2 separate regions of the Homo sapiens genome follow, and region 1 is linked to region 2. The links are chromatin contacts, found by Hi-C or POLR2A ChIA-PET in ENCODE. All regions are on one chromosome and are shown on one strand. Each heading gives the region's core, a stretch centred on a gene start or an enhancer-like site at or near the end of the contact. The rest is flanking DNA. Distances are from core to core; before and after follow the strand shown. Region 1 holds the start of ABCA7 (ATP binding cassette subfamily A member 7). Region 2 holds the start of FGF22 (fibroblast growth factor 22).

Evidence for each region. A loop is a pair of places that touch in the nucleus more often than their neighbours do. ChIA-PET counts read pairs that join two places held with the same protein, here RNA polymerase II (POLR2A). Pooled maps may share reads with other maps.
Region 1: a loop to region 2 is called in a pooled map, with 4 times the contacts of the local background. The contact joins the promoter of ABCA7 here to the promoter of FGF22 in region 2. A Hi-C loop is called at or near these places in 4 of 50 pooled maps. POLR2A ChIA-PET finds 5 or more read pairs at or near these places in 2 of 52 experiments (T-cell and activated CD4-positive, alpha-beta T cell).

The regions. Positions count from the first base shown.
Region 1 is chr19:1,036,534-1,041,356 of GRCh38, forward strand. It overlaps ABCA7 (ATP binding cassette subfamily A member 7), which reads left to right and starts at 3,574. Exons shown (of 47, transcript NM_019112.4): 1 at 3,574-3,663; 2 at 4,692-4,823. It overlaps CNN2 (calponin 2), which reads left to right. Exons shown (of 7, transcript NM_004368.4): 6 at 1-29; 7 at 1,092-2,532. The coding sequence ends at 1,367. RefSeq lists enhancers at 1,580-2,139, 1,727-2,228, 2,229-2,728, 4,621-4,823 and a silencer at 4,570-4,709.
Region 2 is chr19:637,983-643,678 of GRCh38, forward strand. FGF22 (fibroblast growth factor 22) reads left to right here and starts at 1,897. Exons shown (of 3, transcript NM_020637.2): 1 at 1,897-2,157; 2 at 5,253-5,356; 3 at 5,428-5,696. The coding sequence starts at 1,944. The coding sequence ends at 5,622. It overlaps LOC105372234 (a long non-coding RNA gene), which reads left to right. Exons shown (of 2, transcript XR_936226.2): 2 at 1-324. RefSeq lists an enhancer at 513-1,238 and a silencer at 1,580-2,069.

The DNA.
Region 1 (4,823 bases), core at 2,324-4,823, 400 kb after region 2:
AGATGGGCACGAACAAGTGTGCCAGCCAGGTGGGGCTCGCCCGGGTGCCCCCGACTCCTCTCCCTGCCCCTCTACACCCTGTGGTCTCGGCCCCTCCCTGGGGCCACCTCCAGCTTCTCTCCCCACTCTCAGTCTCAGCCCCTTCCCTAGACCACCTCCGGCTTCCCTCCCCGCTCTCTGTCTCCGCCTTGGATTTCAGCCTCTGTCATTTCCACCTGGCTGTGGGTCTCTAGGGAAGTTACTACCTCACCCTGTGTCATTTTCCCTTAAGGACTGCCCAAAGGTCCACCCAATTCTTTTTTTTTAATCTTTATTTATTTTATTTATGTATTTATTTTGAGATAGGATCTCACTCTGTTGTCCAGGCTGGAGTGCAGTGGCACGATCTCGGCTCACTGCAACCTCTGCCTCCCGGGTTCAAGAGATTCTCCTTCCTGCCTCAGCCTCCCGAGTAGCTGGGACTACAGGTGCATGCTGCCACACCCGGCCAATTTTTGTATTTTTAGTAGACATGGGGTTTCACCATGTTGCCCAGGCTGGTCTCGAACTCCTGAGCTCAGGCAATCCACCCGCCTTGACCTCCCAAACTGCTAGGGTTACAGGTGTGAGCCACCGCACCCGGCCACACCCAGCTAATTTTTGTATTTTTAGTAGAGACGGGGTTTCACTGTGTTGGTCAGGCTAGTCTTGAACTCCTGACCTCAGGTGATCCTCCCACCTCAGCCTCCCGAGTAGCTGAGACTACAGGCGCCCGCCACCACGCCCGGCTAATTTTTGTATTTTTAGTAGATATGGGGTTTCACCGTGTTGGCCAGGCTGGTCTTGAACTTCTGACCTCAGGTGATCCTCCCACCTCAGCCTCCCGAGTAGCTGGGATTACAGGCATGTGCCACCACGCCCAGCTAATTTTGTATTTTTGGGAGAGACAGGGTTTCACCGTGTTGGCCAGGCTGGACTGGAACTCCTGACCTCAGGTGATCCTCCCACCTTGGCCTCCCAAAGTGCTGGGATTACAGGCGTGAGCCAGTGCACCCAGTGAAGGTCCCCTCTTCTCTCCACCATGACCTGCTCCACCCCTCCTTCCTCTCCAGGTGGGCATGACGGCTCCCGGGACCCGGCGGCACATCTATGATACCAAGCTGGGAACCGACAAGTGTGACAACTCCTCCATGTCCCTGCAGATGGGCTACACGCAGGGCGCCAACCAGAGCGGCCAGGTCTTCGGCCTGGGCCGGCAGATATATGACCCCAAGTACTGCCCGCAAGGCACAGTGGCCGATGGGGCTCCCTCGGGCACCGGCGACTGCCCGGACCCGGGGGAGGTCCCTGAATATCCCCCTTACTACCAGGAGGAGGCCGGCTACTGAGGCTCCCAGCACGCTCTCTCCCCACATCGTCTGCCCATCTGGGTTTTTGGGTTTTTCTGTGTTTTCATCTTTTTTTTTTTTTTCTTAACCCGTTCAGTGCTGCCAGTCAACCAAGGGTCTGTGAGTGTCAGCGTGGGATCAGGCAGCAGAGCTTTTTTCCCCTTTGCCTTGATCCTTCGCAAGGCTGAGCCACTGGGCTGTGGGGGAAGGGGTCAAGGCCATATCCCAATACGTGTAGGGCGAGGGTCCCTGCTGGCACATTCAGGCTGTGCTGGGAAGAAGAGACCTGGGCTTGGAAGGAACCGGTCCCCGACGGTTTCTGCTTGCCTCGCCTCTTCCCCCTTTTGTCAGCTGAGCAGTTTGTGGTTTCTATGCCCGCAAGTTTCAGGAAGTATTCACAAAAGAAAAATACATTTTTTCCCCCAGGGGTGGGGCAAGGACAGTGGAGAGAGTGCTAGGAAATGAGTCCCCTGGGAAAGGGGACCGGGCCGTGATGTTAAATATCTCCGGCTCCCAAGTGACTGGATTTGCCTAGGACCTTCAGACCAACAGACTTCAGACCCTCAGACCTGCCCCGGGGCCAGGTGGAGAAAGTGAGGGCCGTACAAGGAAGTGAAATTCTGAGTTGTTGGGGCTAAGCCTGACCCCCTCTCCATGCTCCCCGCCCCAACCCACTCTGGCCTCAGTAGATTTTTTTTTCAGTTGTGGTTGTTGCCCAGGCTGGAGTGCAGTGGCGCCATCTTGGCTCACTGCACCTCCACCTTCCGGGCTCAAGCGATTCTCCAGCCTCAGCCTCCTGAGTAGCTAGGACTGCAGGTGCTCCACCACGCCCGGCTAATTTTTGTATTTTTAGTAGAGATGGGGTTTCCCCATGTTGGCCAGGCTGGTCTCGAACTCCTGGCCTCAGGTGTGATCCGCCCGCCTCCGCCTCCCCAAGCGCTGAGATTACAGGTGTGAGCCACCGTGCCCAGCCCCTCAGTAGGTTTTAAGGAGCCCCCAGCCCTCCTCCCTTCTGGGCCCGACCAGCTTATACTGCTCCATCTTCCCCGGCCACATGCCCCGCCAAGTACTGCACAGGGACCCCCCACCCAGGGGACCTGCTCCGTGAGATAATGTGAAATACGACTGTGGACCAAACGCAATAAAACCTCTGTTTGTACGAAGAGAAGGTGGCCAAGAGAGTTGGCGTCGATGAGGGCGTGCTTTGCTTTGATGCTTTTGTGGGGAGAGAGGAGGTCTTGGGGGATGGGGGGATCAAGGGGAAAATGTCCACCTCACCATTGGGAGGAGGAGCAAAAGCTGAAGCCACAGGTGAGTCTGGGTGGAATGAATGATTTGAAGGGCCGGGACTTGGGGTAGAGGGAGAGGCTGGGCTTCCTGGCCATTTGGAGAAGAGGCAGTTCCCTCAAATGCCCCCCATGCGCTTTGGCTGCACTCTACCTTACAGCGCAAGTCTCGTGGCCTCAGCCTGGATGTCTCCCCGTTGGCGAACTCCTATTTATCCTCAAAGCCCCAACGGCAATGCCACCTCCTGCCGCGGGAGCCGTCCCCACGCCTCTCACTCTCCCCAGCGCCTTCAAAGCTGTGGACCCACACGCTCCCATTTCAGCTTCACCTCCAGCCTGAAGAGTTTATTTCAACTCTTCTTCCAGAGTGGGAAACGGGTTTTCCTCAAAATCAGGGTAGCCACTATAATCGGAGACTCTAGAATGTTGGCCCCCTCCCCCTCCTGCCATCCTCTGCAGAAGCCGAGGAGCGTTCGTGGAATGAATGAATGAACGAATGATCTAGTGGAACCCCTACTTTACAGACGGACGAGTGTAGTCCCAGAGTCTGGACTAAACTAGAGGGAGCCTGGCCAGCCCCGGGGACAGCGGGGACAGAGGGAACTCCTGCAATTCGGAGCTGCGGTATTGCAGCCGGTTATACAACGTGGGGAGGCAGCCTGGCTCCCCAAAGACAGCGCAGCCTCGTTCCCGGAGGGCGGCCTGCCTGGGACCTGCCGGGCACTCCGCCACCCTACGGTGATGCAGCAAGAGCCGCGCGGTCCCTTTAAGAAACCCGGCTAGGCGAGGCCCTTCTGTGATCCCGTCTCCTCCCTTGGCCCGCGCAGCTCCGACGGAGCAGGCCAGTGAGTGACGGGCAGGTCGCCCAATAGCAGCGTGCAGAGGCAGGGGCGTGCCCCGGCGCTGCTACCTGCGCGGGCAAGCTCAGCGCACTTGGCTTAAGGGGCGGCGCGCTCCCTGCCTGCTGCTGGGCGGAGGGAAGGCGGCAAGAGCTGCGGAGCCCCTGGAAGGTGAGAAGGACTCGGAGAGGGAAGAAGGCCCGAGACTCGAGAATGCGGGGTTGGGGCCGGGAGGGATGCAAGTTCCCTGGGAATTAGGGGGTCCAGCCTCTGACCTCCTTCCGGTGAATGTTGACGACGGCTGAATTGATCACTGATTCTCAAGGGGGGCATCGGACATCTGGGACCCTTAAGAGGGCCTTTGCCGATCACACACCTGCAGCCCCCTGCCCGTTAGAACTCCTGCACTCCCCCTTGCCCCGTCTTACAAATGGAGAAACTGAGCCCACTCCCCCAGATCCTAAGTCCCGCTTGATGTAAAGGAAAGAACCCTGGCGTAAGGGTCTGGGTCTGAGGTCCCAGTTCCGGCCTGGTCACCTTTAGCAACTTCCTGCCCCTCTGTCAGCGTCAGATTCTCCATCTGTGTCAGAGGTGGACCGGCCCAAGGAAAATAGATCAGGAATCGCTGACTCCAGGAGTCTCTATCCCAGCCCCTTCGCCTGACTCTTTCTCTGGCTCCCGCGGTCCCTCTGAGCGATTAATGCTACATAAGGTGTGGGCAGAGCTGGGGTCGTGCCTCCAGCTGGGCAACTGCCTGTCTCTCTGGGTGCCTGGGTTTGCTTTCTTGGGCCTCGGTTTCCACTTCTGTAGAGTGGGGTGATAGTCCAGCACTTCCCCTGGGCGTGTGAAATGTCCAGCACTGCCAATATTCGTTGCTGTTATCTTCGGAGAACAGTGAGGGGAAAGGAATCCTTGCCTGGGCTGGGCCAGGCAGGAGGCTGGGGGTCAGGACCTGGAAGAGGCTTCCAGGTGAGGCTTGGGGTGGAGCCTGGTGACGAAAGCGTTAAGCCCAAACTCGGTCCCTGGAGGATTAGAGGATGATCTTTAAGTCCCCAGCTGTCAGCCCTGCTCAGAGCGACAGTCCTGGCAGCCAATCAGATGCGAGGACGGCTGCGGGTTGCGCTCCCATTGGTTTACTCCACCCCTGGGGTAGCGGAGCCTCTTTATCGAGTGACTACTGTTTGCCTCGCTCTAATCAGAGCTTCCAGGAACCCTGCGCTGTGGGATAAAGGAATGAGGTTCAGAAAGGGGCAGGGAGTTGCCCGCAGCCGCACCGCACGTCTTCAGCCCGACCGTTGTCCTGACCTCTCTGTCCCGTCCCCTGCCCAGTC
Region 2 (5,696 bases), core at 647-3,146:
ACTGAACTGGCTGGGTGCAGTGGCTCATGCCTGTAATCCCAGCACTTTGGGAGGCAGAAGCAGGTAGATCACGAGGTCAGGAGTTTGAGACCAGCCTGGCCAACATGGTAAAACTCTGTCTCTACTAAAAATACAAAAATTAGCTGGGTGTGGTGGCAGGTGCCTGTAATCCCAGCTACTCAGGAGGCTGAGGCAGGAGAATCGCTTGAACCAGGGAGGCAGAGTTTGCAGTGAGCCGAGATCGCACCACTGCACTCCAGTCTGGGTGACAGAGCCAGACTCCGTCTCAAAGAAATAATAATAAAATAAAATCACTGAACTGTACAGTGTAAGTGGGTGAATTGTGTGGTATATGAGTGATGTTTCCGAGGTGTCATTAAAGAAACTCAGACGCCTGGGGTGGGGCCAGTCTCACCGCTGTGGGTCCCATCCCCATCATTTCTCACAAGGCCCTCAGATCACCCTTCCGCGGTGGGGGGCGGACACTCTAAGAAGGGAAGACCTGGGCTCCTGCTGGCGAGAAGGCGGTGGACATTTCTTCAGTGTCTGGTGCCGCGCCCTCTGCCCAGCGTGCTCCGTGGAGGGTCTCATTGTCTTCCTCCAGACGTCTCTTTACTGGCCCATTTTACAGAGGCGGAACCGAAGCTTGGGGTGTTGGCCACAGGGCTCTAGTGTGGGAAGCCAGGCCAGGCTGGACCTCAGCCATGGGGACCCCTGTCCCTGAGACTGTGGCACCTGCCACACCCTCTGTGTGACCCGCCTAAGCCAGGAAGAGAGGGTCAGGAGATGCCTGAGCCACCAAGAAGGCATCCCAGCGTCCAGCCAGACCGGTTATCCCTCCAGAGGGCTCCCCGGCAGGACAGGCTGGTCGCCATGTCTTCAGCCTGGTGCTATTTAAAGGTGGGTGCCACCTGGGGCTGTGGCCGCAGGGCCAGGACTGGGCTGCTGGGAGCTGTGTCCCCACAGCGGAGGTCGCCGCCCCTCTCAGGCCTCGGTTTCCCCAGTTGTCAATGCCTCCACTTGGCTGTGAGTCTGTGAGGGTCACTGTGCTCACCTTTTGGGGCCCAGCGCATGGGGCAGGCAGAGGAAGGGTGGGGGCCAGCCGCCTTGCTGGGTGGTTCCCCGTGGGGCCTGGGGTATGGCTCTAAGGGAGGAGCAAGTGTGGGTGCGAATGGGGCCGCCCCATTCCTGCCGCCTCCGACGTGCCCCGCCAGCCGGCCACCGACAGGTCTACGTGGCTATCCTCCCTCCTGCCCACCTACCTGCCCAAACACACGTCCCCAGTCGTCACCTGCCCACCCACCCGCGCATTCCCACACCCTTGTGGGCCTGGCTTTCGGGAAACTACAATTTGCGGGGAGAGAAGTCCCACGAGGGCATGCCCCGGAGCCTGGCTGGTCCCACGGCTGACGCACGCGGCAGGACCTCCCGTGTCCATCTCTGTCCCCAAGCATCTCCGCCTCTGCCCCTCTCTGTCTCTGTGTCTCTCTCGTCTCTCCCGGTCATCTTCCTTGTGTCTCTTGACTGCCGCCGTCTTTCTGTCTCTGTCTCCCTCCGGGTCTCTGTCTCCCTCCAGGTCTCTGCGGCCCGCGTCTCACACTCCCGCCCCCGCAACCCGAGGTCCTAGCCCGCCCGGGGACTCGGCTGACTCACGGACACGCCCCGCGAGACAAACAACAAACGCGCGGAGGCCGAGCGCGGAGTCCCGCACGGCCGCGCCCCTGTGCACCTGGCCCCCGCCCCCGAGACGTCCCATTGGCCGGCGCCCTAGCCTGGTCCCGCCCAAGTGGACCCCGCCCCCGCCCCGAGGCACCCCATTGGCCGGCGTCCCCGCCCCAGCGAACCCGGCCCCGCCCCCGAGGCGCCCCATTGGCCCCGCCGCGCGAAGGCAGAGCCGCGGACGCCCGGGAGCGACGAGCGCGCAGCGAACCGGGTGCCGGGTCATGCGCCGCCGCCTGTGGCTGGGCCTGGCCTGGCTGCTGCTGGCGCGGGCGCCGGACGCCGCGGGAACCCCGAGCGCGTCGCGGGGACCGCGCAGCTACCCGCACCTGGAGGGCGACGTGCGCTGGCGGCGCCTCTTCTCCTCCACTCACTTCTTCCTGCGCGTGGATCCCGGCGGCCGCGTGCAGGGCACCCGCTGGCGCCACGGCCAGGACAGTGAGTGCGGGGCGGCGGGGGCCTGGGGTGGGGAGGCGGCGGGTGACGGCAACGCGGCCGCCGTCTTCACGGTGACCTGCGCCCGCGGGGGAGTCCCGGAGGCTCCTCTGTGCAGCCTCGGCCTCAGTTTCCGTGGTCTGTGAGATGGGTGCAGCCTGCCTGGTGGGAGGGTTGCACTGTTAAAGCGAAGGCTGCAGCGGCGGACCCGGCTCAGGGGCAGAGAAGCGTCCGTGTGGTACAACCCTGTGGGTGGGGCCACCCATCTGCAGGTGGGAAACTGAGGCTCCAGAGGGGCTGGGGCAGGCCCAGCTGCATGGCGGAAGCGGCGGGGGGCTGACCTCCGGACTCCTGACATCACAGAATCCAGTCAGGGCTGCCTGAGTCGGGGCCCCCTCTGCTTCTTCCCAGACACCCCATCTGGCAGGTGAGGACAAGGAGGCACACAGAAGGGATGGGACCTGCCCAGGGTCACACTGACAGGGGTGGCGGAGCTGGGTCCCCACAGGGCCCAGGACGTCACGGAGCGGGCGTCTCTGTCCCCAGGGTCTGCCGAGCACACTGAGGTAGGCCCTCAGTGTTTGTGGAATGTCAGGAGCAAGAGGAGAGGCTGGGCACAGCAGGGGATGTGGGTACCTGGAGGCCAGGGGAGTCGGTGTCCCCGCCGGGCGGGGGGCACTGGGAAGGGGGCCCGGGCCCGCTGGCTGCCGCCTGAATCACCACCATCAGGGCAGGTAATCACCCCCTGTCCTTCCCACCGCTTTCATCTGGGCGCCAAGGCCCTCATTAGGCCGCACGTGACGAGGGCGGACAGGGGACTGGCTGGGCCGGTCCATCCATGGCGGGCATGGCCAGGCGGGGTGGCCTCGGGCCGGGGCAGAGGCCTGGCTCCGCTGCCTGACCTGGAACAGTCTCTGCCTCTCTCCAAGCCTCGGTTTCCCCAGCTGGACGGTGATGGGGGTGAGGGCTAGCTGAGGGCTCTCCTGCCCTTCGTGCATTCGCTGGTCACTAATCGGGCACCTTGTGGGTGCTGTGCTCCGCATGGGGGACCCAGTGGTGACAGAGACGCCCACCCTCCTGGGGCTCCCAGAGCAGAGGCGCGCAGCAGTTAGACACGTGAACAAGGGCGCAGGTGGGTGCACAGAACAGTGAACGGTTGGCCGGGTGCAGTGGCTCACGTCGGTAATCCCAGCACTTTGGGAGGCCGAGGCGGGCAGATCACGAGGTCAGGAGATCGAGACCATCCCGGCTAACACGGTGAAACCCCGTCTCTACCAAAAATACAAAAATTAGCCGGGTGTGGTGGCGGGCGCCTGTAGTCCCAGCTACTCGGGAGGCTGAGGCAGGAGAATGACGTGAAGCCGGGAGGTGGAGCTTGCAGTGAGCTGAGATCGCGCCACTGCCCTCCACCCTGGGCGACAGAGCGAGACTCCGTCTCAAAAAAAAAAAAAAAAAAAGAACAGTGAATGACGTGAACAAGGGTGCAGGTGGGTGCGCAGAACAGTGAACGGCGGTGTTGGGAGGCACCTTGCCAGGGGAGGGGAGGTGCAGGGCGAGGAAGGGGCCAGGGGAGATCGTGACACAGACGCCCCAGAACAACCACCTCAAAGACGTTCCTGTGTGTCCTGGAAGGTCGGGCTGGGAGGCTGCCCCGAGGAGCTTTCACTTTGACAGGGAGCTGGCCGGGCACGCAGGGAACTGTACACCCAGCTGACAAAGCGGCAGACACCCAGGCCGGGGTGAGCGAGTGTGGGTGAGGAGTGGCGGCTGGCCCCAGGGTCCTTGCTGGACAAGACACTTCAGCTCAGGGTGGGGCAGGGCTCACCCAGGGCTACCCACAGACGATGGCGTCCAAATCTGGCTCTGCCACTCCCAGGCCTCAACTGGCCCCTCTGCAACGTGGGCTGCTGAGCGGGCTTGGTAGGACAGCTGGCATACAGTCGGCGCTCAAGCATGTCTGTGGTGTCCCATAAACCACCGGTGTCCCACTCTAGGCCACTGCCAGCCCGGCCTCCAGTCCAGAGTCCCAGTCCGGAGTCCCAGTGACTGTGCGTGGGCCGGGCAGCTGAGCTGTGAGGGCCGGGCTGGGGGCTCCATATGGGGTGGTGTGAGCTGTGAGGGCCGGGCTGGGGGCTCCATATGGGGTGGTGTGAGCTGTGAGGGCCGGGCTGGGGGCTCCATATGGGGTGGTGTGAGCTGTGAGGGCCGGGCTGGGGGCTCCATATGGGGTGGTGTGAGCTGTGAGGGCCGGGCTGGGGGGTCCCTGGGGTGGTGTGAGCTGTGAGGGCCGGGCTGGGGGGTCTCTGGGGTGGTGTGAGCTGTGAGGGCCGGGCTGGGGGCTCCATATGGGGTGGTGTGAGCTGTGAGGGCCGGGCTGGGGGCTCCATATGGGGTGGTGTGAGCTGTGAGGGCCGGGCTGGGGGGTCCCTGGGGTGGTGTGAGCTGTGAGGGCCGGGCTGGGGGCTCCCTGGGGTGGTGTGAGCTCTGAGGGCCGGGCTGGGGGGTCTCTGGGGTGGTGTGAGCTGTGAGGGCCGGGCTGGGGGCTCCATATGGGGTGGTGTGAGCTCTGAGGGCCGGGCTGGGGGCTCCCTGGGGTGCTGCTGGTCGCTGGCTCATTGACAGTTATCAGTGGTCTGGGTGGGCCCTGCCCCTTCTGACTCCCACATCCCAGGAACCCTTTCCCAACCTTCCTCGTGGTGTTGCTGCCCCCCTGACGTCCGTCCCTCTGGGTGTGTGGGAGCCCCCCCGCCATACACACACACAGATGCTGCTCTTGGGCTGAGCTGCAGGGACAGCGCTGACCTGGCCCTCCCACGGGGTCCTCATCGATCTCTGCACTCCCCCAGCTCGTGGGGGCCGTCCTGCTTCCCGTTCCCTCTGCCTGCTCCTTGCTCCTCCCTCACATGCTGGGGGGGGCTCCTGGTGTCAGTCACGGCTCTGGGGGATCCTGAGTGTCCGTCGTGGTCGGGAGGGGACTCGTGGTCCCGGGGGTCTCCTGGTATCTGTCGTGGTCCTGAGGGCCCTGCACGAAGCACAGCGGACAGCAGCGGTGCTGGGGGTGAGCCAGCAAGGCCCTCCCCGACCCCCGCCTCCCCCAGGCATCCTGGAGATCCGCTCTGTACACGTGGGCGTCGTGGTCATCAAAGCAGTGTCCTCAGGCTTCTACGTGGCCATGAACCGCCGGGGCCGCCTCTACGGGTCGGTGAGTGCCGGGCAGGGCTGGGCGGCGCGGGCAGGGTGGGGAGGGTGGGCCGGCCTCACCCCCGCCCGCAGCGACTCTACACCGTGGACTGCAGGTTCCGGGAGCGCATCGAAGAGAACGGCCACAACACCTACGCCTCACAGCGCTGGCGCCGCCGCGGCCAGCCCATGTTCCTGGCGCTGGACAGGAGGGGGGGGCCCCGGCCAGGCGGCCGGACGCGGCGGTACCACCTGTCCGCCCACTTCCTGCCCGTCCTGGTCTCCTGAGGCCCTGAGAGGCCGGCGGCTCCCCAAGGTGCCTGGGCTGGTGGCGAGGGGCCCGGCCACGCTTGTTCTTCCCC